Linked DNA regions of Homo sapiens: regions 2 and 3 are each linked to region 1. Evidence: read pairs that join two places in POLR2A ChIA-PET (ENCODE). Cell type or tissue: HepG2. All regions are shown on one strand.

Evidence for each region. ChIA-PET counts read pairs that join two places held together with the same protein. Peaks named below come from ENCODE experiments on the same cell type or tissue, not always from the same donor. Only the 100,000 strongest peaks of a DNase experiment are listed, where the experiment ranks them.
Region 2: POLR2A ChIA-PET joins it to region 1 with 19 read pairs; 2 of 35 experiments call an interaction of 5 or more read pairs at or near these places.
Region 3: POLR2A ChIA-PET joins it to region 1 with 13 read pairs; 2 of 35 experiments call an interaction of 5 or more read pairs at or near these places.

What each region holds. Positions count from the first base shown.
Region 1 is chr6:1,051,721-1,059,720 of GRCh38, reverse strand. The region is part of intron 1 of LINC01622 (long intergenic non-protein coding RNA 1622); the gene reads left to right. Among named protein-coding and RNA genes, the nearest start is that of LINC01622, 46 kb to the left of the region's middle. In HepG2, no CTCF peak of the experiment used is centred here; DNase peaks (open chromatin) are centred at 3,040, 3,480, 3,850 and 4,530; H3K4me3 peaks cover 2,156 bases.
Region 2 is chr6:1,178,920-1,186,919 of GRCh38, reverse strand. It overlaps LOC124901532 (small nucleolar RNA U13), which reads right to left and starts at 402; the gene lies at 300-402. In HepG2, a CTCF peak has its summit at 4,047; DNase peaks (open chromatin) are centred at 3,659 and 4,029.
Region 3 is chr6:1,113,922-1,121,921 of GRCh38, reverse strand. No RefSeq gene overlaps it. Among named protein-coding and RNA genes, the nearest start is that of LINC01622, 17 kb to the right of the region's middle. In HepG2, no CTCF peak of the experiment used is centred here; DNase peaks (open chromatin) are centred at 3,471 and 4,201.

The sequences.
Region 1 (8,000 bases):
CCCTCTCTGAGCTCTTACAGCAACTAAGCCACTTTACACAAAGGTGATTCTCCATCACATTGAGGAGATTTGTGTTGTTTTCTGTATAAGTTCATAAAAGCAAGGTTTTGAGTTTTTAGTTTTTTTAAATTGTGGAACAATACACGTAACATACATTTACCACCTTAACCATTTTTAAATGTGCTGTTCAGTGGCATCGTTGATTGACATTGTTGTGTAATCATCAGCACCATCCATCTCCAGAATTTTTTTACCTTCCCAAGTTGAAACTCTGTCCCCTTTCACCAGTAGCTCCCCGCTCCCCTCCCCCAAGCCCCAGCAACCCCCATTCAACTTTCAGTCTCTGTGATTTTTGACTGTCTAGGAACCTCAAGTAAGTGGAATCATGCAGTATCTGTCCTTTTATGAGTGGCTTATCTCGCTGAGCCTGGGGTCCTCAGGGTTCATCTATGTTGCAGCATGGGTCAGGGTTTCCTTCCCTTTTTTTTTTATTGAGACAGAGTCTCGCTCTGTTGCCCAGGCTGGAGTGCAGTGGCGCGATCTCGGCTCACTGCAAACTCTGCCTCCCGGGTTCAAGCGATTCTCCTGCCTCAGCCTCCTGAGTAGGTGGGACTATAGGCGCCCGCCACCGCGCCCAGCTAATTTTTTTGTATTTTTAGTGGAGACAGGGTTTCACCGTGTTAGCCAGGATGGTCTCGATCTCCTGACCTCGTGATCCGCCCACCTCGGCCTCCCAAAGTGCTGGGATTACAGGCGTGAGCCACCGCGCCCGGCCTCCTTCCCTTTTGACACTGAATTCCATGCTGTATGCATAGACCGTGTTTCCTGATGGATTCCTTCATCTAAGGATGGATGCTTGGGTTTGCTTCCATCTTTTGGCTTCTGTGAATGATGCTGCTATGAATGTGGTTCTACAGGAATCTGTTTGAGACGCTGCTTTCAATTCTTATGGGTACACACCCAGAAGTGGAAATGCTGGGTCATAGGATAATTTTTTGTTTAATTTTTTGTGGGTCTGCCATACTGTGTTCCACAGTGGCTACACCATTTTACATTCCCACCAACAGTGCACGAGGGTCCCAAAGGTTTTAGTGTTTACCTCCTTTGTGTCCCCTGGTCAACAGGTTCACCCTGGCCAACACTTTGGCCTGAAGTTATTTAAACCAAGAGGCTTTGTATACAGTCATTGCCACACCACACTCTGTGTCTGCTGACCAGCACGCTGTGGGAAAACACAGTTAGGCCTAGCGTGCTGGGGCACTCACCCCCACAGTGCCTTCTTCCCTGGATATGGGATCCCAGAGTGTAAGAGTTGGAAGAAACACAGTATCAGTAATGACTGGGACTCTTCTTCAAATCAGTTCTAGTTATGTCATTCAGACCTGCAGAATGACATAACTACAAGGGGTTGGGGACAATTGGACAACTGTAAAATATTGCAAAACATAGTTTTAAGCTGCCCATATACCCAAGTGATAATGTATGGGCTTTTTGAAGATATCCACATGTCCCAGACAAACAGGAAAGGTAAGAACAGGCATTAAAGAAACCTCCATCTTGTTGTTTTTCAAAAAAGACACAGAAATCTGCCAGGAGAGGTTTAATACTCTTGTTATCAGGACTAGCACTTTCTGATTGCAAGTGGCAGATGAGCTTTATCATAAACCTAGCATTTAGAGTGCTTCCAAAAGCAATCTTAATCTCTTCTTATCTTCTCCAGGAAGACGAGGCTGCCGGCACAGCCAGCAGGGACTCGTTTTTATGGTTCTCAGGTGTCTAGATGCTGGAACCTGCTGTCTGGTTTCTATACATTTTACTTGCCTCCTGGGGATGATGGGAGCATATGCCAGGCTGAGATGGGTGGCAACCTACATTTTAATTCTTTAAATTGCTAACTCCACCCTTGAGCCTACAACAAGTAGGTCTGCACTGCAGAAAGAAATCACGTCGCCATGGGGTCGCTGCGAGTAGTTCCTTACTGGGTGGGATGTGGAAGGGGAGCGCTGAGGGACAGCATTGGGTGGAAGCAAGATAGCAACAGCTGCAGGGAGCAGCAGCGGGACTGGGGCGAAGGCTGTGCTCTGGTGAGCTCCGTGTAACACAGGAGGGCTGACGCTGGCCCAGATAGGCTGGCGCTTGCCAGAAAAGGGCATTAGCAGGAAGACCCAGGAGCAGATTTTCAACACGGGTTGCACAGTGTAATTAACTGGAGATAGTTTAAATATCCAGATTTTCAGACCACACCCAAACCAATTAAAAAGAAAAGGGCTTCTGGGGTCAGAACCCAGGCATCCATATTTTCAAAACCTCCATAGGTGAGTACAATGCCCATCGAAAACCATGGAGAACCATTGCAGTAAGACACACTTGCATATCACGTGTGTGACACATGTGTGACACCTTCCAAAAAGCAAAAGCATTTGGGGAAAATTAATGAAGAGTGATAAATAGCTTATCTTTAAAAATGTACATCTTGGCCAGGCCTGTAATCCCAGTACTTTGAGAGGCCAAAGTGAAGGGTCATTTGAGGCCAGGAGTTCAAGACCAGCCTGGACAACATAGGGAGACATCAACTCTCCCAAAAAAAGTACATCCTGCAAAGAACAGACTGGGTGAATATAAACAAAATGTTAGCAATAGTCATCTTTGTATAACAGTGTGGGACTATAGTTTATTTTCTTTTGTGTTATCTTTGCATAACCGTGTGGGACTATAGTTTATTTTCTTTTGTTTTCTTCTATTTCTCAGCAAAAACTCTCTAATCTTTTATAACAAAAGTCATACTTCAAAAAATCTCATGATAAACAGTTTGCAATTTGCTCATAAAAGGAGAGACCATATTATTTAAAGGATGGGGGTTGTTGTGGAATCTGGTGTGCCCCCTGGAAGATAGCACAGAGCTAACACAGGGTCTCTGGCAGCTCCCGGAGGGGCCGGAGCCAGGGGCCAGCACACCGACTCCTTGTGTTTGCCCTGTGTGGGGCCGCATGTCCTGGCTCTGTCAAGGCTGCCGGTGGCTCAGTGTCCCAGATAGGCGGTGCTCACTGTCTCCCAGACACCAGATGAGGACACCCAGGGCTGTGGAGCCTTTTTTTTTTTTTTTCTGAGATGGAGTCTCGCTCTGTCACCCAGGCTGGAGTGCAGTGGCAGGATCACGGCTCACAGCAAGCTCCGCCTCCCGGGTTCACGCCATTCTCCTGCCTCAGCCTCCTGAATAGCTGGGACTACAGGCATCTGCCACCACGCCCGGCTAATTTTTTGTATTTTTAGTAGAGACGGGGTTTCACTGTGTTAGCCAGGATGGTCTCAATCTCCTGACCTCGTCATCTGCCTGCCTCGGCCTCCCAAAGTGCTGGGATTACAGGCTTGAGCCACCTCGTCCGGCCGGCTGTGGAGTCTTCTGCTTCCAGATGTGCCACTGACTTTCTAACTGGCCCGAGTGAGGTCACTTACCCCGAAGCCTGATTGACAGCCCCTCCCCTGGAGTGCGTTGTGAACACTGAAAGTAGTGTCAGTGAAGGGCTTGGTTTCTCTCCAGCAAGAAAACTTGCTGTGCACAGTGCAAAGTCCAAAGACTTGAAGATACTTCAGAGGTGACACTCCCCCCGCCAAAGACTTCCATGAAGTGGGACCTGCTAGATGTTATGGTTCTTTCCATGAAGTCCCAGGAAGTCCTCCTGCTTTGATTTTCAAAGCTGCTATCATGCTGTTTTAGAAATATTGCTTTCACGGGTCTTCTCCAGTTGACAGTAGATGCCCTGTGGTTCATTTGTTCTCATGCTGGCCTTAGCTCTTTTAGGATAGCCTCCAGTCTCTGTGTTGAATAAGGCAAGGTCAAAGCAGCAGCCTCCTTGCATTTATTCCGTATGCAAATGCACCTTTAGCCTGTGCTATTCTCCAGGGCAGTGGCATGAAGTCAGGAATCACAGGGGATAGGTAGGTCTTATTCCCCCGCTGGGATGGGTACTCGTGGCCTGGAGCATGGACAGATTTCCGAGGATAGAGAGGAAAGGCAGGGGCTGGAGATTTTAAGTGGACTTTTCTCACCCACATGTGGAAAGGAAGTTTGGAGTAGAGAAGAGTTGTTCCCTCCGACACGTTTCAGGCCATGCCTTTACGTCCATCTAGCCTGCTTGTCATCTGCACCCCAGCACCCATCCCCTGCAGCCCCCACAGTAACACCAGGTCTGGCCTCAGAAGTGCCTCCCCCAGCCTCAGGTCCAGTCTCAGGTGACCGTGCAGGGTGCTGCCTCCTGGGCTCACTGCCCAGTGAGGAGAGGAGGCAACGGGGAGCTTCCACATCTCCTCTAAAGACTCACTTCTTTCCTCATTCCATCCTTTTCGATCTTTGCTTTGCCAGTTCCCACCATGGGCATCTGGAATGAAGGACGGGAAGAAAGAGAGAGGGAGAAAGGGGAAGAGGAGGCGTCTGCCACTGCCTTGTTTGCTCACTTCAAAGGGCTCCCTAATGAGTCTGTCTATTGTCTAAGCTCCTTGTCTATACCTGAGTTTTGCAATCTATACACCTAGGGAGATCACAGGGAACCGAAAGGAGCCTCTCACCGCAGGACGGGACAGCCCACCCTCCCCCTCCACATGGAATCAAAGGGGCAATTGTCAAAGGCAAATGAATTTGATCTGGAGGATTGCACAGATACTGGAACAGGTTCAGTGAAAGAGAAAAGAATGTGCATAGCCGGTGGGGGTGGAGGAGGCAGGAAGATGGGGAAGGGGAGCTGTTGGAAGCCAAGATCAAATTAATTCCCACTTAGATCACCTTTTGATGTATTTCCTCATCCCTGCTGCCACAGTGGTGAGCTCCTGGAGATTTCTAGAAATTCCTTTCCCATATCTATTCCCCACTCTGTTCCCTGTGTGCTGGGCCACTGGTTGTCAACCGGTGTCTGGGGAGGGAGGAGGTGATGAACATTTGCCAAAGTCGGAGATGCTTTCCATTGTCACCACAAGGGGAAGGGGGTCCCTGGCCCTCAGCGGTGGGTGGAGACCAGGGGTGTTTCTAAGTAGCCTACAATACACAGAACAGCTTCCCACAACAAAATATTATCTGACTTAACACGTCAAAAGTGTCATGATTGGCCGGGCGCGGTGGCTCACATCTTAATTCCTCCCACAATATGAACTGATGAAGTGGCAACAGTGCCAGATATGGCTTGCAGAATCCAGGATGTGTACTGTGCCATGGGTGTGCTGAAGGGGGATAGTCACTACTTCCCCAGCAGCATCCAGAACACTATGAAACCATGGTGCACACACTGTACTATGTGGCTGAGAAGATGCTAGAAATGGGACAGAAACACTCTTAGTGAGTAGAATTTCCTGTTTCCAAATTTCTTTTGCTTGAGCAGTGTCCACAGAAGACAAAGAACTACTGATATGAATATGTGCATGTCTGTGTCTGTGGGTATGGCTGCAGTTATGGCTGTGTCTACGGCTACATCTGCTGTGTCTATGATTACGTCTATATTTATGTCTGCCTCTATGGCTATGGCTACCTTTATGTCTATGTCTATGGTTTTGTCTACGTCGATATCAGTGTAGATGTCGATGTTAATGGCTATGTCTATGGTTTTGTCTATGTCTATGTCACTGTTGATGTCTGTGTTGATGGCTATGTCTGTGTCAATGTTGATGGCAATGTTGATGGTTATGTCTATGTTGACGGCTATGCTATGTCTATGTCTATGTTGCTGTTGATGTCTGTGTCTCTGGTTATGGCTGTGTCTATGGCTATGTCTATGTCACGATTGATGTCTGCGTCTGTATTGATGGCTATATATATGGATGTGGCTAGGCTATGTCTATGGCTATGTCTACGTCACTGTTGATGTCTGTGTCTGTGTTGATGGCTATGTCTATGGCTGTGGCTATGGCCATGTCTAGGTCTATGTCTACGTCTATGTTGCTGTTGATACCTACATTAATGACTATGTCTATGTCTACGTTGCTGTTGATGTCTGCGTCTGTGTTGATGGCCGTGTCTATGGCTGTGGCTATGGCTATGTCTAGGTCTATGTCTACTTCTGTGTTGCTGTTGATACCTACATTGATGACTATGTTTATGTCTACATGTACATCTGTAGTTATGGCTATGGTTGTGTTTATGTCTGTGTCTGTGTCCGTGGTTGTGTTTATGTTCATGGCTATGGTTATGCCTATGTGAGTTTTCGGACCTAAATTGGGGTCCGTTGTGGAGGACTAAGACTTCCAGTATGTCTTTGCTCAAAAAAATACCCAGAGAATATGATTTAAGCTCCAAATGATAATTAGTTATTGGATCTCTGTCTTGTTCAAGTGCTTAGTTACCATTGCCACATATGCCTTCAACAATCCACAGTTATTGATGTTTTCCTATGTGTCAATTACTGGATAAGCACTGAGTACACATGGGTGAAAAGGACAGACACTGCCCCTGTCCTCATAGAGTAAGTAGTCACTTGGTTGCTCACTCTTTTTCTCCCTCCTCTTTCAAAGCTTTCATGAAATTCCATCCTAGTTTTTTTTTTTTTTTTTTTTTTTTTTCAGACAGAGTCTCACTCTGTCACCCAGGCTGGAGTGCAATGGCACGATCTCGGCTCACTGCAAGCTCCGCCTCCTGGGTTCACGCCATTCACCTGCCTCAGCCTCCCAAGTAGCTGGGACTACAGGCGCCCACCACCATGCCCGGCTAATTTTTTGTATTTTTAGTAGAGATGGGGTTTCACCATGTTAGCCAGGATGGTCTCGATCTCCTGACCTCATGATCCACCCACCTCGGCCTCCCAAAGTGCTGGGATTACAGGTATCAGCCACCGCACCCGGCCTCCATCCTAGTTTATGACAGAGGCTATGAAGTACCAACAGCAAAAGTATCTCAGAAAGATACCATAAAAAGCCTACAGAAAACATACCTATAAAAAGCCTTCTGTGAAAGTTGTCTTTTAAGAGCAAAACATAGAAGCACAAATCATTCCACACAGCCCACTGTTTAGGAGTCACAGCTTACTGGGCAATGCCAAGTGCATCAGAAGGATGGGGGGCTATGGATCCTTTTGGGAATGAACTCATTTTCCAGTGAGATGAACTAGTGTCAGGAAGGGAGAAGTGGTTCTGAATACACCCTCAGGTGGACAGGTCACAGAAACCTACCACCAGCCAAGCCTTGGGGACTCATCTCTGAGCCTCATGAAAGAGGAGCTAGAGGTACTATCTTCATGAAGAGGTGGTGAGATCCAGAACCCAGTGACCAAGGATGTGTGGGGAGTACAGGGTGTCTCGGGCAAAGAAGGACCAAAGAGCACACAGGGTGCTTTTGCATCTTCAAGGCTGGCAGCTGCAGGAACGCTGGGAGAAGACACTACTGGCTCACATATTGATGTCGTCCTTGAGGATAGATCTTGGTAAGGGGTCACCCTCAAAAGCTCTTCCTGCAGGGACCTTGTTGTGGGCTGAATTCTGTTCTCCTTAAAATTCATACATTGAGTCCTGACCCCCAGGACCTCAGAATGTGCTGTCTTGGAGATAGGGTCTTAATGAGGTAATTAAGGTAAAATGAGGTCATAGGGGTGGGCCCTAATGTGATGGCTGATGGCCTCATAGAAAGAGATTAGGACTAAGACAACACACAGACTGAGGGGTGACCATGTGAAGACACAGGGAGAAGACAGCCATTGACAAGCCAAGGAGAGAGGCCTCAGGAGACAACTATCCTGCCCACATCTTGCTCTGGAACTTCCAGCCTTCAGAACTGTGCAGAAATGAATGACTGTTGTTTTAGCCCCCTCATTTGTGGATTTCGTTATGGCAGATCCAACAGACGAATGCAGACCTCAGTAAGAAGAAAATGGGTTAGAAGAGCACTAGGGGCCCTTCATGGCTATTGATGAGGCCCTCTTGGACAGGCTAAAATCACTGGGTATTTTCAAGGGCAAGCATTATGAATCCAGCAGCAAAGCCAATGGAAGTTGTTACAGTTAATGTCAGCCAATAAGAACTGCTATGGT
Region 2 (8,000 bases), 130 kb before region 1:
TCTACTAACTCCTGCATCTATGTTATTTCTGGGTCTGTTTATGTTGATCAGTTTCCCTCCCGCTCATTGTCCATTATGTTCCCTTGCTACTTTGCATGTCTGGTAATTTTTGAGTGGATGGCCAGATGTAATTTTTATCTTGTTGGATGTCAGATATTTCTGTATTCTTTTAAGTATTCTTGGTCTGTTCTGGGACATACTTAAGTTGCTTGGAAACAGTTAATCTTTTTGAAGTTTGCTTTCAAGCATGGTTAGATGGAACCAGAACAGCCTTTGGTGCAGGGATTTTTTTTTTTCCAAGTCAGATGGGTGATGTGCCGACATCATAACGAGGTTTGAGGGAGGCACATCTCACACATGAGCAAAAAACCCAATCATCACACTTATGAACCACAAAAGAACCTGGTCTAGGGGTACTTTTTTCCTTTTGAGGGCACGACCATGTATTACAAGATTTCTCCACTCTGCTATGGGGACATCAAAGTTCCTTGCCCCTAGCTCAGGGATGATTCCACCCACTCACTCCTGATGGGTGCAGCTTCTTCACATCCACACCCTGACCAGTACTCAGCTGAAGAGTAGAGGAACCCCCTTTCCATCTCCAGACTCTCCTTCTGTGCAGGTCTCTCTGTGCAGCTCTCTTCCCTGTGAAGCTCTCTTTCCTCCATTACTCTCCTCTACGGGGTTAGCCAGAGTGTCTCCCTGAATTCTCACTTGTGTCCATAAACCAGTAGGCTTTGTTTAGATTCCATCTTTTTGCACCATCACTTAACTGAAAACGCTGTCCACCTGGTAAGCCGGGGCATCTCAGGGCTCACCTTGCTTGTTCCCCCTTTTCTCAGGAATCTCTGTCCTCTGCTGCCTCTTTTCCAGTGTCTGAAATTATTTAAAATTATTTCCATTTGTTGTTGTTTTTTAAGGTAAGAGGGTGAATCTGATCCATGTTACTCCATCATGGCCAGAAGTGCAAGTCCTGAGTATTGGGCTGTTTCAGCTTCTGTATCTTTGGGACTAATGCATTCTCTTCTCTAATTTCAGTGTCAATGTATCTTCTCCCTCTGCACTGGTTTTGCTAATGGTCAACACCTTAGCAGCTATTGCCTTAGATCCTCTTCTTTACCATCTTCTGTTGTTCTCTTCACTTGTTTAGTTCTTGTCTAGTTTCTCCTCTCATTCTTCCCAGCTTTTGCACAAGGTGGCTGGTCCTCCACAGATATCACCATCTGTGGGATCAGACCATAAATTTCTTTTTAGCAGATCCCACTGACAGTCCATTGGCTTCCACCTTCCAAATGTCCACATTTTTTGCCTGCATTTATTTTTGCAACAGTGTTCTGCCACTGCAGCTTCACCAGCAAAACAGCTATGGCCAGCCTGTCTGTCTGTCTGTCTGTCTGTCTGTCTGTCTGTCTGTCTGTCTGTCTATCCATCTGTCTTTCTATCATCTATGTATTGCCTATCTATTTCATCTATTATCTATCATCTGTCTATCACCTATCATTTATCTATACATCGTCTATTTATCAATCATCTATTTATTCTATTTGATCTCTGTATCTATCATCTATTATCTATCATTTATCCATCATTTATCTGTCCATCATCTATCAATCATGTATCTATTCAATTTCATCTATCATCTATCCATCATCTACTTACCAATCATCTATTTATTCTATCTTATCTATCCATCCACTGCCTATCTTTTCATCCATCCATTTATCCATTATGTATTTATCTTTCATGATTATTATTTTTACCACTGCTTCTCCCTGGCTGAAGTTGTTGTGCATGGAGGAAAGCTCCAGCAGGCTGGTGTCACTTTTTGTTAAGGGTTATCACCAGAGTGCAGTGCAGGGTGTGCCCATTTTCACCAAGGCTTTATGCCAGACACTGTTAGACCTGGGATATTTACGGATTAGTTTACCCTTCAGCTGATGAATCCATTTGTCCCTTTAGGCAATTAAATATTTCAGTTATGATCTTTATGTTATTTAAATCGTTGAGATCAGGCTTCCTTTTATTCCTCTTAGTTCCCTGTTGAAGTCCCAAACTCTGAAAACATAACAGATCATCTGTCTCTCACAATTGTTAACATAATAGATCATCTGTGTCTCACAACTGTTAAATGTGCCTATAAACAAACTCTCCCCGATGTATGGTGTCCCTTTTTGCTTTCCTTTCTTCTTTTCTAGATTAATTCATTCCACAAACTTTTATTGACCACCTATTATTGCATGGACTCTACTAGGTGATAGATACAAAGATGAGTAATCCATGTCTGTCTTTTGGGATGCTAGCTTTGAAGATGATCACAACCCAATATGGTAAGTACCACGACAGAGGGGCAGAGGTGAGCACAGGGTGCCACGAGAGGAAGGAGATGGGGGCCAAGTCCACATTTTCTAGCATTGACCTTACCTTATATAGGAGTGTGGAGGGGTTAGCAGGGAAAGAGTGTGACAGATATGGGAGGATAAGCACAAAGATGAGCGTGAAGGCCATTTGAGATAAAGTACGGAGTTTGCTTTGACTAGATTGTGGAGGCACAGGGTAGGAAGGACAAGGGTCAAAAATGGAGAGGGTGGGCAGGTAACAGATCATGAAGGATCTTATATGGCATGTGAAGACTTTTGGACTTTATACAGAAGTGTCTAGAGTCAGTGAGGTGAAAGGACCAGATTAGAGTGGAAAATGGATTATGTTGGAACAAGACTAGAGAAAGAATAACTGAGGGACTTGGTGTACTTGGTTTAATTCAGATGAGAAACAATGATGAACTAAAGGCACCACTGCTGGGTGGAGAGAGAGAGGGAGAGAGAAAGGGAGAAATGGAGAAAGATGAAATCAGGAAATATGCAAGGCAAACCTGAGAGAACTCAGTTGTAGAGGGAAGAAGATAGAGAGGAGTCCAAGTCCGAGGTGACCCTTGGGTCTCCAGCATGAATGGTTGTAAGAATACCTGGGCTATTCACTGGAATAGTGGATATTAAAGAAAGAACGTATTTGGACTACAAGATTATGAGCTAAATTTTGGATACTTTTGATATATTGAATTTGAACTGTTTGTGACATGTAACTGGAGCCATCTGAAAGCTAATTGGATGTATGGTTTAGCAGCTCAGTAGAGACTTTGGGAGTGATATAGCAGTCTTCAGCTTATAAAGGATAAGTCCAAAGGATGGTGGAGACTGGGGGTGGAGGCAGGTCACTCTCATGCAACAAAATTGCACTTGCAGCCTGTAATTACGTGCTTTCCAGATCTTTACTGTCTTATTTTCTTTTCTAAAGAGTTGTGAAAACATGACTTCTGGCATTGTCTGTCTTTGTCATTACATCTGATAGCTATAAGAATATTTAACAATGAATTAAGCAATTTTTACATTTATACTTTCAATCTGCGTATCTGCATTTTTTTCTGCTGGCTAGGGAGAAAGAAGGGTGTGCCAACTACATTCCTGCGTAAGGCTGTGTGAGGCGCTGCACCACACCCCTGCACACTCGGCTCCTCCAGTGGAAACGTGGAGCCTCAGTTATACAAGTGACCCTCACTGGCTTGTTGGGTGTTTTAGTTTTTACCCCGTAACACTGAACTTTGTTACACAGAATGTCCTGTGATTTCCCAACACAGTAGGTATCTTCCTGAGTTTCTCGACCGGTAGTTTCACATTGGTCAGAATTCCTCTGTTGGCCAAGCTTAATCTTACACATTGATTGTTTTAGTGACCTATTGATGTGAAGGTGGAGTTTTGGGACTTTACTCAGGTTTCTCAGTGCGGTGGTAGAAAATGACCTTGAAAGTGAGACAGATCTGGGGTTGATCCCAGCTCTGTGACTGACTGGCTCTGTGATGAAGGAAAGTCTCTAACCTCTCTGAGACTGAATTTCTATAGCTAAGAATCAAGGAAGAAATAAGGTTGTCATGGGGTTGTTGCAGGATCTGATGATACGCGTGAAGTGCTCAGTGCAGAGACTGAAACCTGCAGAAGAGCTTAATGAGCTGGTCATTGTCGATGTCATTTCTGTCATACTTACTCTGTGCTCTGGGGGTCAGTTTTGCTCAGTTCAACTAGCGCTTAGTGAGAACCTTGTGCTTTGCCCAGGCCTTGCATTGGTGTTCCTCCTTGGGGGTGGGGGAAGCACATTCTAAGTTTTAAGAAATGAATTAATATCCTCAAAGAATTTACCCTAAAGTTAAGTTAAATCGCCGTTATTTCCTACTTTACATTTCCTGTGGTACCCACTCCCTTCCTCCATCCAAAGGAAATATTTTAAAAGGATTTCCCAATCTTCTTTGGACTTTGGGAGAATTTTGGTCTACGGTGATGAGGCTTTCCCACTCCATGTTGCCATCTGGAATTCTTTGTTCAGGCTTTGGCCAGAAAAAACACCGCCACCACCACCAACACACTAACTTAGGAAAATAACATTTGGCAGGAACTTGGCAACAATAACCCTTTGTTGCCAGAATCCTTGTTCACAGTGTGGGTGGCTCAGATGGCACTTAATTAAATGTATTTCCCTATAAATTCTCACAGTGTGCTTATTTTCACTGATGTCTAATAACCACCCTATCTCTAAAGCAACCAAATTTCACAGCCTGCAAAACAGGGAAATCAGCCTGTGTAAATAACATATTGCTTTTGTTAGTACTCAGCCATATTCCTCATCATTCTGAGTGACAGTGGACTTATCTGTTATTATTTCCCACTGAATGCTTTGTCATTCAGTATTTTCCTACTACCTGGAGTGACTATATAATAAAAATAATACCTACTATTTTCAGTGTCAACTATGAGTCATGCACTGTACTGGGCATGTATTCATTATCTCAATGAATCTTCACCGTCTTTGTGATAGGTACCAGTATTCTCATCTAAAAGATGGGAAAAAATACAGTGACTCCATCTCCACAAAAAATTTTTTTAAACAATTTAGCCACGTGTGTGGCACACACTTATAGTTCCTGCTACTTTGGAGGCTGAAGCTGGAGGATCACTTAAACCCAGGAGGTCGAGGCTGCAATGAGCTGTGATTGCACCACTGCACTCCAGCCTGGGAAACAGAGCAACGCCCTGTCTCACACACAAAAAAAGGAAAAAATGAGGAAAAGAAGCCTGAAAAAGGTTAAATATTTTGCCCAAGAACGTACCACTGGACTGGGAGTGATGGGCCTGGCCAACACGGCAAAAACACGTCTCTACTAAAAAATACAAAAATTAGCTGGGCATGGTGGTGCACACCTGTAATTCCAGCTACTTGGGAAGCTGAGGCAGGAGAATCGCTTGAACCTGGGAGGCGGAGTTTGCAGTGAACCAAGATTGTGCCACTGCACTCCAGCCTGGGTGGCAGAGCAAGACACTGTCTCATTAAAAAAAAAAAAAAAAAAAAAGAATTTGGCAATTATTTTCAGCATTTTAAAGACACCATCCCATTGTCTTCTGGATTCTACTGTTTCTTCTGGAAGATCAGCTATCAGCATAATTGTTACTCCTTTGAGTATGATGTGTGCTTCTCTCTGGCTGCCTCCAGCCCTCACCCTCGGCTGTTTTGAAGATTCTCCTGTGTTTTTTATTTTCAGCATGTGTGCCCATGAGGTTTTCAGCAAGATGTCACTGTGATGTATCTCAATGCTTATTTTTTGCCTTCTGAATTTATTCTGCTTTAATCTTGTAGAGCTTCTTAAATCTGCAGATTAATGTCTTTAGCATTTTGGGAACATTTCTGGCCAGTGCCTCTGTAAATATTGTTTGTGTCCCTTTATTCCCCAGCCCCTTTTCCTAGAATTCTAATGACCTGTACATTAGACCTTATCACTGTGGCTTATGTTTTTCAATCTGTGTATTCACTTATTTGCGGTTTCTTTTTCTCCAAATTCTTTGCTTCTCTAGTTCTGAAGCCTCAGTAGTCCCGGATTCCAGGTTTTGGAGTGAAGCCTCCTGAACACTGAGTCTCTGCCTTTGTGTTAGTGTTGCTTGGGAAATAGCAGATGCTTGAAGGGGAGAAGCAAGGAATGACATTGGACTCACCTGTTGGGGGCTTTTTCTCTGGCATCGTTGCCCCTCCAGTACTGGCTGACTTGGTTATTCTCTGTTGTCTTTCAACAACGTGTTTTTTATTTTGTGCAGCTTTTGTAGTTAGGATGTAGTGCAGGACGGTCGGATTGATGCACGTCACTCCATCAGAGCCAGAAATGGAAGTTCTGGTTTAATAAGTTTGAGTTAGAAGTTCCGTTTCTTTTCTTTGGTCTCATTTTTCCTAGTCAGGTAATGAAATACATATTACAGAGGCCATAGTACTGAAATTAAAATTTTAAAAACTAGATTTTCATTCTAGAATCAATGGAAAATTGCTTTGCGATGATGAGCCTTCTGGTTTCAATTTCTTTGTCTGTAAAATGGACACGATCTCATCTACATCATTAGCAGGCTATTGTTTTTTTTTAAAAAAAGTTTTTTTTTTTTTCCTGACAAAATGCTCTCATTATTCTTCCTCATTCTTTTGTAAGTTAGCTCCACGGGGAATTGAGAAATGAATTCTTAACTAAAAACCTTACAGTAAGAGCCGGCGGCAGCAGTCATGCTTACACTGTGTCATGCCCGTGTTTACCACCTCCTCACCCTCAAAGAACATGGGGCAGAAGGGCGAGCAGATGCTAACTCAGTGTGCAGCCAGTCGGAGGGCAGTGGGGGTTCAGTTTGTAATACCCGTACAGGCTGGAGTCTGCACAGCATTCGGAAGAGATTTCAGGTATTTTCTAACAGGAAAGAGAAATGCGTGTGTTCACAGAGGTGACTCTTACCTACATGGAACACCTGCGCCCATTTCAGAAAACCACAGCGTTACGAGAGTGGATACGTGCCTGTTAATTTGAGCACTGCTAAGTACATAAATAGATGATCCGTTAATGTACACAGCTTGGTCGTCTCAGTAAGCCAGAATTGAGTCAACCTTTTTCCAGGTTAACCTAATCTAAAAATAACACTTTCATCTCTTATTAATAGGCTAGTTGTTATCTAATGTTTTGCTGTGGGTTCAGGGTTCCAGAATAAATCATGCTTTGATTACAGGGTGGATCAAGTTAACGTTGACTTACTCAGGATGAGGCTGGGCAGAGCTGTGGCCTGTCCCAAGTCTCATCTAAGACAGAACTCATCAAATCCTAGGTCTTGTTTATGTCATGCAGGAGAAGGTACAGAAATGCTTGTATTTTATCTGGCAAGAGGCACAGTGTGGCTGGAGCAGGGGAGGGAACAAAGCATCTAAAAATATTCTTTCTTGCTTTTAGTCCTAGTAAGAGATTTTGTCCCATTATTAATCCAAGTTATGAACTAGAAGGATTAACCCCAGGGGCAGGTACACATCTTAGGTCCACTGGTCCTCCATTCGCTTAAAAACCCCTCCAGGTTCAAGGTCTCTACTTCATTTCCATCTTGACAAAGTCTTGTGGACTTTTTTTTTTTTTGAGACAGAGCTATTGCCCAGGTTGGAGTGCAGTGGTGCGATCTCAGCTCACTGCAACTTCTGCTGCCCAGGTTCGAGCAATTCTCCTGCCTCAGCCTCCCGAGTAGCTGGGATTACAGGTGCCTGCCACCGTGCCCAGCTAATTTTTGTATTTTCAGTAGAGACAGGGTTTCACCATCTTGGCCAGGCTGGTCTTGAACTTCTGACCTTGTGATCCACCCACCTCGGCCTCCCAAAGTACTGGGATTACAGGCATGAGCCACCACTCCCAGCCCTTTTTGGGGGTTTTAAGAGACATTTCAGAGTATCTAAGTTACTGTCATTTTATTTTGAAATTACACAGGTAAGAAAGAGAGCAGGAAGCAGCCCCAAGAGTGGCCTGGCTTGGCCTCAGGCAGGGAGGCATGCTATATAGGACATGAGACATCTAGGGATCAGGTGATCTTGTCATCCACTCAGCAGTGGGTGACACTTTCTACACTGAGCTCCAACATCATGGTCAAGAGCTCCCTGATGTCTTTCCTTCTTAATCTCCT
Region 3 (8,000 bases), 62 kb before region 1:
GTCCCTAACTAGTTTCAAGGGGCATGAGCTGCAGTGGCTTTTCCCTTTTGTTGGATACTGTGAGACCGGAGTTGGTTAGTGGCTCTCACGTGTGACAGCAGCATACGATTTCTCATCTGTTTCTGATTCTGGAGGGTCTTAGAAGGCCAGGCGGGTCCCATCTGTAAAAATGGAGAACCCTGTGAAAACGCCTCAAGGGCTGGCTTTTAAGGTGTCTCAGGGAGGTCTCAGCTAGTGACAAGCCAATCAAAGCCACCATTTCTTATTGGACATCTGTTTGTCCTCAGAGGGGCTTATTCGGATTCTTCCCACTTAGGTCCCTGGGAAACCATCTGATACTCCTGCAGCCAACGTGGGACAGGAAGAGCATAAGCAATCGGGAGATGCTTCCTTATTGGGAGCAGCACTGGCACTCCACGCAGTCGTTACCTGATGCTTACAGCACTGTAGATCTGTCTGTGTCATGGGTGCCCTTGGGCAACGTCTAGCTTGTTGACTCCCCGGATTCATGCTTAATTGAAGACCTAAAAATAAAGCTTTTCTGTCCCTGGTTTAGAATCAATGCATACTTATACAATGCAAAAAAAGGGAAAACAGCAAGTAATTAATTTCACCACCTAGCGATTATTAATGGCTAATACTTCGCTGTGTGGATAGACCATGCTTCCCTCATCCTTCCTAGGGTCTGTGGGTCCCTGATGGCATATCAGGTTATTTTAGCTAGTGTGAAGATAAATATCGTGTGTTTTTTTGAGACAGGGTCTTGCTCTGTTGCTCAGGCTGGAGTACAGTGGTGCCGTCATAGCTTATGGCAGCCTCAAACTCCTGGGCTCAAGCAATCCTTCCTCCTCAGCCTTCCAAGTAGCTAGGACTACAGGCATGTGCTACCACACCCAGCTAATTTTTTTATTTTTTATTTTTATTTTTATTTTCTTTTTTTTAAATTATACTTTAAGTTCTAGGGGTATATACCCAAAGGATTATAAATCATGCTGCTATAAAGACACATGCCCACGTATGTTTATCATGGCACTATTCACAATAGCAAAGACCTGGAACCAACCCAAATGTCCAAAAATGATAGACTGGATTATTTTTATTTTTAATAGAGATGTGGTCTTACTACATTGACCAGGGTGGTCTCAAACTCCTGGGTTCAGTGATCTTTCCCCCTTTACCTCCCAAAGTGCTAGGATTTCAGGCAGAATCCACTGTTTCCAGCCCAGATAAATACCTTTAATTTAATAGTTTAGTATTCATTTTAATGTATATCAGGAAAAAATATCTAGCTACTCTATGTATATGTTATGTCATGGACATTATTGCTTAGAATGAGGCTAAATGAAAAAGAGTCAATTTGTTTAAAGCAGATTTAAAAAAGAGTGTTAAGTAAATGTAGAAAAATTGTAGGTGACTAAAATCTGAGAAGCAATGTTCTTAATGCTTGTCCTTTTGTTGGACAGTTAGGTAGTTTCCAATGTTTTGCTATAATAAACAATGCTGGATGAACGGCTCTGTGCATAGCTCTTTGTTTACATATGTGATTATTTCTTTAGCATGGACGCCTAGAAGTAGGGTTCTTAGGTTATAAGTTGATATTATGAATAGTAGCACTGGTTTTGGCTCCACAACAGTGAAATCTTGGAAAAATAATTTTGTCTCAGTTTCCTAGTGCTTTTGTGAATGAAAAATAAAAAACGTAAACTTTAATTCATAGGATCAATATAGTAATGCAGATCAATTAAATATATACCCAAAGATCTTTGAGCTCTCCAAGCTTCTCTTCAGTTGTGTATCCAACTCCAGCAGCTACGTGCTTGTCAGAAGGAACGGTGCTTTGAGAGCTCCTGACAGAGGTAATGGATGCTTCTGGCTCATCGCTTCCTTCTTACCCATTTCACCAGAAGAACTGGAGGGGAAAATTCAGGTCACAGGGACAGGACACAATGGCCCAACCAAGGCTACACTACACAGGGCAAGTAGGACAGGTACTAGAAGCTGGAGACTCCAGAGGGTGAAGCATGGTGTCCAAGGGGTGCCTCCTTCTTTGTTCTGATTCACCAATGGATAACTTTGGGTGATAACAAATAGGACATAAAAGGGGCAAATGATAGTCAGTACAGATTACCAAGAAATTACTAACAATTGATGCTCTAGGCAGAAGGCAATTACCTGAAAACTGTATGGGCAGCACACAAGTTCAACTGCTTGAAGTGTGAACTAATTTATGAATTTACAGGTAGATTCATTAAGGAAGCCATAAGTGATAACTGGGGTTGACTTAGGCGGGAGAAATTGGTATGAGGTAGCAGGGCAACGTGCCAACACAGAATAGAGTAAAATTAACTAGCATACCTGGCTGACAGTTCAAATGACTCCTGAGTGTAGCCTTATTATGTGCTGATCTCCAGCCGAGCCAGCCAGCTGTAGATAGCCCATGTGACAGAGGTGGCTTACTGTTCTCCAGTATCCACTCTCCCATGGTGCCTTCTGGAACCCCTCTAGCTGTTGGAAACATGATCACCCATCTGCAGACCACATTTTCTTGTCTACCTTGCAGCTCTTTGTGACCGGGGGTTAAGTTTGATCCAATGGGAGGTGAGTAGAAATGAAGATACATTCGATGTCTCTTCTCTGTTTTTCTCCTGTTAGTTGGAGAAACTTGTAAGCCAGGTGCTGTCAAGACTCTCTCACCTTGGACCATTCATCACTGTCTTGCTACCTAACTGTCTTAGTCTGTTGAATAGCACTGACTGGGTAATTTACAATAAAAGGAACTTATTTGGCTCATGCTTCTGGGGGCTGGGAAGTTCAAGATTGAGGGGCCTTCTTGTTTACATCATCTCATGGCAGAAGGTGGAAGGGCGAGAGAGGGCAAGAGAGAGACAAAAGAGCCAAACTCATCCTTTCATAAGGAACCCACTCCTGCAATAACAAACCTATTCCCATGATAATGGCGTCAATCCATGCATGAGAACAGTGCCCCCTTGACACAAACATCTCCAATTAGATCTTACCTCCCAACACGGCCATACGGGGGATCAAATTTCCCACAGATGAACTTTGGGGGACACATTCAAGCCACAGCATTAAGAGAAAAAACTGTGTCTTATGTGGGAGATCATGTTACAGCATTATTATTGCATTTTACCTAACTAATACAATGTAATAACTGCAATAGCTACTTGTCTGGCACAAAGCCCTGCTCATTAGCAGTAGGTTATGTGTAAAATGTCCCCCATGCCCTCTGAAGCATCCTTTTGCACAAGAGGTCAACAACACAATTCTAGATGCGGGAATTTTAGTGGCTGTGAAACTGGGAAGAGAAAGCAGTTGTTCAAGTCTGATGTTATCAAGGGAAAAATTGTGCCCTCCATATCCTCAGAATAAAACAAAAACCTTTCATTATGCTTTTTTTATCTGGATGAATGACAGGGGCAGGTGGGAGGTTTATTTAGTTATCTTTCCTCTACTCAGCTGCAGAGAGAGATGTCAAGAAGGCAAAGGTCACACTGCAGGGTAAGCAGTGTAGAACATCCTGTCCATTCGAAAACCCACTCTGTAACAAAAAAAAAATGCACTTTTGAGTTTCTACTCTGTTGTTTTTTTCATGATTTTATCACTGAAACAGCAAGAGAGTAGAAATCTAAAAATATCTACTTGGACTCAGATATTCAGAAAAGCCAATTGATAGGTTGGTAATAATAGCAGGATTCTGGGATCTCGGAGCAACAGCATGGCCATTCTCTCCACTTCCTTGCTTAGAGGCAGTCGCTCGCTGCCTTCCCTCCCTGCACCCGTTTTGCCTTCTCTCCTGGCTTGGACGTAGCCCCTCACTCTATGTAGTGCCATGTCCTTGGATTGGAAAAGGGTAGTGGCCCAATGTTCCAACAGAGATGCACCAGGTTCCAAAGTGGGGAAATGACTATTTCATACTCTCATTTAAAATTCCAGTTCTATTAATAATTGATTATTGTAACAATTACAATTGTTACAGTTTCTATAATCAACATTTCTTATTTTGTTTGTAGAAAATGACAAAATGATTTAAAGTGCTCTTTTGGAAAAAGTTGATAGACTCATATTTTATTGACAATTGGACCACTCAAACTTCCTCATCCTACTAGGTCTCTTTCCAGAGACAGAATGAACTTCTAGCTGTATGTGAACTTTGTTCACTTTGGTATCGCAAACTTTGATAGATTCAACAAGATAAGGTATACCAGGAGAAAAAAAGTAGGCTGAACATAAGATTGAAAGACAGAAGACACAGGTTCAAATCTATTAGCCATGTGACCATGGCAAGTTAAATATGAAATGTATACTACCTCTCTTATGGACTGTGAAAGAATCAAAGCTGATCATATGTCAAGAATGAAATAACCCACAAATGCTATGTGATATTAATTACTCCTATTGCTGGGGCTTAGCCTTTCCCCTGCCTGCTATTCCATGCATCTGTAGGGCAGTCATTTCCAAGAATTGAAAGTGGGCCTCTTAGTTAGGAAAAGCTTTGTCTCCATCTCACCACTTTGCTCTTTTTTTTTTTAAGCTACACTATTTGGTCTGTTTTGCAATTAACATTAAGAGCATATGAGATTTTTACATTTCCCAAATGTGGATTATTTTCTAAAAAGGTTGTGCAGCATGATTCTAAGATAGAGTTCTTCATATGGCTTTATGATCTGTGAAGTCACTCAAAATTGCTTGTAAAAATGTGTGCTTGGATGTAAATTTTTCTGGAGAGAGGAGGTCTTAGTCCTTTTTCTCTTGCTATAACTGAACACCTGAGACTGGGTAATTAATTTTAAAAAAGAATTTATATCTTACAGTTCTGGAGGCTGGAAAGTCCAAGGTCAAGAAGCTGCATCTGGTGAGGGTCTTCTTGTGGTGGGGACTCACTGCACCATCCCTAGGTGGCACAGGGCATTACCTCATAGGGGGCTGAGCATGCCAGCTCCGGTCTCTCTTTTTTCTCTTTTAAACCACTAACGCCTCACCCTCATGATCTTATCTAATCCTGATTACCTCCCAAAAGTCTCACCTCTCAAATACCAGATATAGTTGGATTTTTACCCACTTAATATCACTACAATGGGGATTCAGTTTTAACATGAGATTCCAAGGGGACTAATACTCAAGTTTTGAGGTTCAGCTGAGTACTCTAGCAATGACTAGAGTTCACACATTGCTCTTTGTATGAGTCTGAGCTCATTGGTTGAATTCCTTCATATAAGTGAGGGCTGGCATTACATACTATAAATCATTTGGATGATGGACTAACATATTCACACTCTTTTATCAAATGTGGAAAGATTCTGACTATGGAATGTCTGACTTTCATGTGTCACTTCTACAAATGGTGGCCAGACTCAGGACGCTTTCCTCTCTGCACACTATTGCCTCTTGGTATTGTCTTCATCTTTACTTTCTCCTTCCTCCTTGTTGGTACAGACACCACACTGATGCCCAGCACCTTCCTCTCCCAGCCCCCGCCTGGGACTTGGCACCCTGATTGGTCCAAGCAGCAGCCCATGACTAGACTGTGGTCCAGGCTGGCGAGTCCAGGATGAGAGCATACTTGTCTCCAAACCAGCATCTCCTAATGAAAAGAAGCAGCAGCTTAAAATCATCTGATCAAGGGCTGATCCTTCATGTTCCCAGGCTCTGGGTGAAGCAGGGAGATGCTCATTTGTGCCTCTGTGCAATACTGGGGATCTCTGGACTCCATGAATAGAGTGGCTGCCATCATAATGGAGAGATTTGTCTTTTCATGGGTTTGGACCACAATGACTCAAAACCACTCTGTTTGACAGAAAGACATTCTTCTTTTTAAAGTTGAGCTTGCGACATGGCTAAGCAACGTAATATCTTTTGATGTTGATGTTTTAGTTTAAATTTAGTTGGGTTTCAGCCAAAACATAAACTAAGAGATATTGGAAAAGACCTTGGTTTGAAGGACCTACCCTCCTCTTCACTGGACTAGATCTGATGCTACCCATTGGTATGGGAGGAGAGGTTAAACCTAGAGAGTTCACTTCCTACGTGGCTGGGGCCTAGGACTAGTTAACATTTGCATCTCAGCTGTGGGGCATTGATGGGGTGTGGCAGGAAAAAGATTCAAGGAGGGAGACATATTTCCACAAGAAAAGATGTTCTTCTCCATCCCTTTTGGGAAAGATATGATATTTCCGATGGGGATACAGAGAAGGAGATGCTTGGGGTGATGGGGCCAACCTGCAAATAGGATAGCTAGGTTAAAAGTCCAGGGATCCCACTTCTGAAGGGTGGATATCTTGTGAGACACAAGGAAAAGTCCAAATTCACTAGAAATATGCCACTTTGCCAACTAGAGACTTCCTTTTGAAATCGGCCTATTCCAAGAGTAAAGAAATTTACATACACTATACCAATACTGGGAGAACAAAAGAACTGGATGACCTCAAGGGCGGGGCTAATTCTAGTACCTCTCCTCCAGCAGATGAGAGGCATCAAATATTTAAGGAACTATGCCTTAGAGTTCTAAGCCACGACAGGTAGTCACCACAGGGCCAACCACACTGAAAGAGGGGAATTAGAAAATGACTCTTGATGCTGGGGGAACTTGTTAGAGAGACAGTGAAGCCATCACTTCTCACAGCCCTAGGCAGCTCTTTTTGCTCCCAGGGATAAAAGGGATTCATCTAAGTTATCTATAAATCCCTTTCTGATATACCTGCCTCGCTCCCTCAGAGAACTCACCTTGTGAGCTGTGGTTGGGATTGCACACAGGATGTCTGCCCAGCAGGAATATTACCGTTTTTACTCCATACCAGGAACTGTAGGGGTGGGAACAAGGAAGAAGACACTGGTGGAGGTGGGAAAGGAAGGACATTACTGCAGCTGGGGGCAAGAGAGGAAGAAAAAGGAAGGAACATGTCACCGACTTTCACGCCAGGAGGAAATCTCCTGAGTTTAAACAGCTCTTTTCCATTACTTTGAGGCCTATGAAAGATGAAAGTCCTGGTCGGATTGGGTCTTGGTGTCTGGCCACATCACTTTACTCTGAGTCAGAAAAGACTTTCTGAAAAAGTACACCAGAGATGTCCAGAGACAGAGAGGAAAAGAAGCCCCCTGCACCCAGCTCAAGGTTAGGGTTAGGGTTAGGGTTAGTGTTAGGGTTAGGGTGTAGGAAGCGTAAACGGTTGCTGGTTGCTGGAGGCAAACCAACAGCCTTGTTCATTCAGTGATAGAGTAGAAGTAGCTTTTTAAACAAAAAAGTAGAGTAAGAGAGTGATCAGAGACTCTCAAAACACTCTCAGAAAGACAGTGTTCAGGAGGGTGGCAGGAAAACGCGATTCAGCTGTTCATAGGGTTGGGAGGAGCCAGGTGAAAGGGAGAGTTTGGGAAAGGAGAAAGGGGTGCTGGTGGACCAGAGGGAGAACTTCTCAAGGGGCCTTCTTCCTGGGCTGTGATGGAAAGCCCTACTAGACACATAAAAATCACAAGAACTCGCCCTGAGTGATATATATAAATACACTCGCTAATTATTACTGGAAGAGAGCATGACTAATGCAGGAGCAGATGTTTTAAAAAATAAAAGGTCACAAACATTTTCAGACTATTAAAGCATTTATTTATGTAGTAAATTTGCATCTGGATTTTGTTGTTCCTGCTTTGATCTCTTTCTCTCACACACGCAGCGAGAGGCTGGTGTTGGAAAGGTAGAATACCCAGGCACCATAGCTGTGATAGAAACAGTCAGAATGGGGCAAAGTCTCCTGAATATGCTTGTTGTTTCAAATCAGAGGAGAACGGAAATCCCCAGGATTATAAATCACTCAAAACCATCAAATGACATTGGTTATCTACACAATAACTTCAAATAAATGCCTTTTCCCCAGAACGGGGCCAAGTTGCAATGATTAATCTTAAGTTACTCTTGGGCTATTAAATAACAATCTCAAGATCTTTTTTGAAAAGCAAATGTCTTTTTCATATAAGCGAGAACCTGTAGTATT